Linked DNA regions of Homo sapiens: region 2 is linked to region 1. A link is an interaction called in ENCODE POLR2A ChIA-PET data of the cell type or tissue named here. Cell type or tissue: OCI-LY7. All regions are shown on one strand.

The links. ChIA-PET counts read pairs that join two places held together with the same protein. Peaks named below come from ENCODE experiments on the same cell type or tissue, not always from the same donor. Only the 100,000 strongest peaks of a DNase experiment are listed, where the experiment ranks them.
Region 2: POLR2A ChIA-PET joins it to region 1 with 9 read pairs; 2 of 35 experiments call an interaction of 5 or more read pairs at or near these places.

The regions. Positions count from the first base shown.
Region 1 is chr22:22,953,628-22,956,127 of GRCh38, reverse strand. No RefSeq gene overlaps it. Among named protein-coding and RNA genes, the nearest start is that of IGLL5, 67 kb to the right of the region's middle. RefSeq lists an enhancer at 1,267-1,416. In OCI-LY7, CTCF peaks have their summits at 26 (motif pointing right), 1,068 and 1,267; DNase peaks (open chromatin) are centred at 47 and 1,237.
Region 2 is chr22:23,268,930-23,271,429 of GRCh38, reverse strand. The region is part of intron 5 of BCR (BCR activator of RhoGEF and GTPase); the gene reads right to left. Among named protein-coding and RNA genes, the nearest start is that of LINC02556, 56 kb to the left of the region's middle. RefSeq lists a silencer at 2,220-2,269 and an enhancer at 1,644-2,314. In OCI-LY7, no CTCF peak of the experiment used is centred here; DNase peaks (open chromatin) are centred at 849, 1,469, 1,879 and 2,369; H3K4me3 peaks cover 2,500 bases; H3K27ac peaks cover 2,500 bases.

The sequences.
Region 1 (2,500 bases):
TGGGATTTGCTTGACTTTGCCACCAGATGTCGCTGTCTACTTGTACAGAAGCACGGGGAGGCGACTACAGCCTGCCCAGAACTGAGAATTAAGAAACAGGGTTGCAAAAAGCCCAGTGGTGTCCCGCAACTGGCTTGCACCAGCTCAGGAGAGCTGATGATTTAAGAGCATCTCTTCCCAACTCTGTGTTCAGTGGGGCACCTTGGTAGCTTGAAATCAGCCATGGTGGGATTATTTATACCATGGAAATGGGCAAATGCTACAAATTAGGACTCCCACCGCCCTTGCTACTCTGTTAGTTGTTAAACTTTTCCCAGCACACCAGTGGGCACAGTGACCATTTAATGACAAGGATTGGGAAACTAAGGCTCAGGCAGTTTATTGAATTAGTCACATAACTGGAAAAGAACTCTGTGTGTGAAGCGCTGTGTTAGAGAAAACAAGAGTGAACAAGTCCTTTTCGTCTGCCCAGTCACAGGAGGGAGACTCAATATCTAACTGCAGTGGAGGACTGCCCTGGTGTCTGGCCCACGCATGCTGCCTGCCTGGGTTAGTTGAGAGCTGTAAAGGAGGGTTGTAGTAAGAGCTGCGTGGTGCAAATGGAAAAGTCTGCTGATATCAAGTGTGGTAAAGAGTTAGAGAAACAGAACCCACACATTGCTAGTAGGGTGTAAATTCATCAGCCACATTAGAGGGCAGTAAAACTGAAAATGTGCATTCCTCCTGATCCAGCAGTCCTGCCTCTGGGTATTATCTGGAAGATCTTATTTGCTAATTCCTGCATTACTTGTGGTAGCAAAAAGCTGGAAACAGCCTAAATGCTGTTTAGTCGATATATATATATATATATAAATGTATCACTATATATGTGGTGGTACATATCTATAAAGAGCCTAAATGTGTAATATATAGATGTGCCACACTATCTATTTATAGTGTGTAGAAAGTATATATAGTATATATGTATATATAGTATATATATGTAGCGATACATATACATATATACACACACATATATATATGGCCTAAAAGCCTAATATATAAATGTACACTATATATATATATATATATATATATATATATATATATATATATATATATATGGCTTCTGTGCGGAATAAAAAGAAAGGACAGCAGGGAAACAGGAAAGCACCTTCTCGCCGCGGTGGCCTCGCAGCTTCCCCCAGGTGCTCTCTTTTGGCAAAGCCTAACATTGCAGCGGCGGGCAAAGGAGGGCGCTGTTTACCAGCCGGCTTCCTAGAGCTTGCGAGAAAGGGGCAATTTGCAGCTAGAACATTCCGCTGATAACTGGCAGAGTTCACCCGCTTTCCTACTTAGCTTCCGTATTTATCTTTCTACACACATTTGAACTTCTGAGGAACCAAAAAACAACTCTGTTTCCGTCTAATAAGAAGCAGTTATCCTTTATATGAACGAAATTCTCACCCTCTCCTCCAAGCGAGATGCAGGCTCCCAAGAGCCACTGCATCCACAGCTAACTATATTAGTTTATCTTCATCTTTAGTCACAATTTCACTGAATACTCTGCTAACAACTCATAATAAGAAAAGATAAATGGTTAATAACTCCAAATACATACATATACCACACATGACAAGCAAAGTAAAAAAATGTGCTTTTTTACTTGGTCATGAATAGAATTACCAGATAAAATATAGGATGTCCAAACAGTGAATGCATTTTTAAGCATAAATATGTCCCCAATATTGCATAGGACATACAAATAGTACTTTTAGTAATACTATTTGTTGTTTATCTGAAGTTACTATCTCACTGGACGTCTGTATTTTCGTTTACTAAACCTGGTAAACCCTAGTTATGAGCCACAGATGCTATCTGTGACTTCTTTTGTCCACTACCCATTTGATATTTCCCTGTTCCACAGCTAGAACCTCAGCTGGTTACAGATCTTTATCTGGTGGGAAGATCTAAACCTTCATTCTTGAAGGGTCTGAGTAGGCAGAAGTACTAAGATGATGAGTACTCGGGGTTCTAGGTGAAGTCCTTCTTGCCCCCACTATGTGACACAGCAGCCCAATTTCCCCTCGTTAGCACCAATCAGTCCTTCCAGTAAAGTTGCCCCCGTTTCTGACTGTTAGTTCCAACTCAATGGAGCCATTGTGGTGTCCCCTGGGAGAGGCATTATATTCTTGGGAACTAAGATCTTCAAAGCAGCAGAGCTCAAATGTTCGGATAGCAAGCAAACCTTATTTGAGCGTATTAGGAGGATTATTTGTGGAAGAAGCCACTCTCACTTCTATCCATCTATTCTCAGACCCATGTACTGTGGCTCCTGGGGAGACTGTGTGTATTAACCATGCTCTTTTATTTTCTGTTTTCTGATGATCTGACATCTGGGGCCTTGCTGACCCTGGGGCACTGCCCCTTGCAGGGTTAGCTAATTCTTAGAGATGGCAAACAGTGAGCCTTTCTTGTGCAAACCAACCAATCCAGAACCCATACCCTGAAGCACTTTTTT
Region 2 (2,500 bases), 320 kb before region 1:
AAACCCCAGGTGCATTCTGAGCTGATAATGAAGTCACAGGGTGTGCAGGGACCCACGAGCAAGCCGAGCACGCAGGATGCCCTGGATGCTGCGGTCCACCTGGGACAGGGCTTCTCAGCCAGGTCACTGTTGACATTTTGGGCTACAGATTCTCTGAGCAGCTGTCCTGGGCACCTTAGGGTGCTGAGCAGCTGCCCTGGCCTCTACCTATAGGTACAGGAGCACGTCTGCCTTCCTGCTGTTTTGACAACCAAAATGTCTCCAGGCATTGCCAAGTGTCCCTTGTGAACAAAATCACGCCTGGCTGAGATCCTCTGACACAGAGGATCCTGTAAATGGAGGCCAACAGGAGCATGCTCCTAAACACACGTCACTGTTTTCTTGGGGCAATTAGACAGCATGCAGGGGGCTGCCAGTTCCGAAGAGCACCCATCTTTGGAGACGGCCAGGGCAGGCCCACCACTGCAGACTGACACTGGATTATACCTCCACCTGCCCTCTCCGGATCTGCAAGTGTACTTACTAAAAAATGAGGTGCTAAGATTCCCAGGGCAAAAGCAGGGCTTGTAAGTGAATAGCCTAGGCTGTTTTGATACAATTGTGTTGAAAGCATCACTGGAGAAGTGCAGAATAAAAGATCCCTGTGTGCCTAAAATCCTCTGGGAAGGAGCTGAGATTAATTCCTGGTACTAAGCTTCTGAACAAAAGCATAAACAGAGACAGAAGAGGTTCTGAGGTTGCTCTGCCAACCTCTTGTGCTGCAGGAAACATCTCAAGACCAGACGAAAGTGTTTTCCAGCTCACTGGGGCCAAACGCTGCCATGCACTTTGGTACCTTTCCTGAGAGTTTAACAGCCCTCGCAGTGACTGTTCTTCTGTATATCTGACTCAGCAGTTCCCAAAGGGTGTAAGGGGGTGGGAGAGCCAAACAAAAGACTGCAAAAACCAGGTGCTGGGCTCACAAGAGCCTGGGAGGCGGCCCACGTGTCCGTGGACAGTGTGATGCTTGGGAGTTATCTAGGAGCTCCAGGAAAACCTGCCTCAAGAAAACTTGTGAGTTTGGTTTAACCCTGCATTTCCCAAACTGGCCTGACTCCCAAAGCCCTTTTCATGTAATTCCTATTCCTACCGTCTGGAGAGCTGGTGTTCCATGGAACCAGATCTAACTGGATGCTGCCCATCTCTCAGGACTGTCCCAGGAGAAGACGGACACTACTCCACTCCTTCCTGTACTTGAGGGTGATCTTCGAACTCCCACGCCTGAGCACTGACCCCCCAACACCTCTGCAGGGCTTGCTGCTTTCTCTTCCTTGCGTTTGACTCTGCTTTCTTTGGGTGGCTCCAATTCCTCTGGGTCTTTTTTGAAACACAGAGAACCAAAGTGCATGTCGCCCTGATGGTGCAGGTGCCACAAACTTTCACGGTGGGTCGGTTTGCAGCTGGTCCTGAGCCCCATCCCACTCCCTGCATCTCAACCATGGCTCAGAATCCACTGGTGCATGGTTGGTGGCACCACGTGATCCCCAGGTGGCGTCCCATGGTGTTTCCTCCCTCCTCTGCAGAAACCTGTCTGGGTGGACTTGAACTTGCCCGCTTAACTGTAACCTGTTCTTAAAAGATCAGGTCCCTGATTTGTCAAGGTCACTTGAAATTCGATGCCACCATTCCAGCTGTGGGGGAGGAGGGTTGCTCATTTAATGAAAAAGGAAAAGAGAACAGATTGAATGGTCCAGAGGGAGGCTGGCAGTGGGGAGGGAGCTGGAGCCCCGGATACATGCAGAGCCTGTTACCAGCAGCACCTGGCGGAGCAGGGTGCCCCACAGACTCTGGAAGAACAGAGCGGCAGGTACTGTCACCACTGGAGACATCAGAGCGAAGCCCGTGATGCTCCATCCGGTGATAAACAATAAGACGGCACAAAGCCTCAGCAACAAAGCCCAGGGGTGACAGCTGAGGGTGTCCCAGCAAGGGTGACCGCATTCACTCCCTATTTCTAGTGCCCATGCCTCTTTCTAACCCTGCGGTTCTCACACGGAGGGCTTTCTGCTCAGAACCCTTGCTGGGTGGGGGAAAGCCAAGTCAGAAGGCAAAGCTACAGCGAGATGGGGGGCTCATGAAGAGGCAAGGGCCTCCAAAGAGGAAAATGTCGCAGAGTGACCACCAGGCAGACACAGGCTGGAGAAGGGCAGAAAGAACCCCAGTCTGGAGTGCAGACCCAGGGGTGTGGCTGGGTTCTGGTTCTGGCTGGGCCACCAGCCTTCTGAATGGCCCATTCATGGTCTCTGTTTCTGAATGACTCTTTCGAGGCCCTGGGCGCTAACACCACATGGTTTGAGGTTTCAGCTTCCTGGGGCTAAATGCAGGCAGGGAGTCAGCAGCCTCTCAGACCTGGGGCCTGGGTTAGTGCAGCTCCAACCTGTCGCTTTGCTCCCCACATGGGTCCACAGAGCACAGGTGCCATGAGCCCTCGCCCCACGGCGCTAGCCCCTCAATGCTTCCT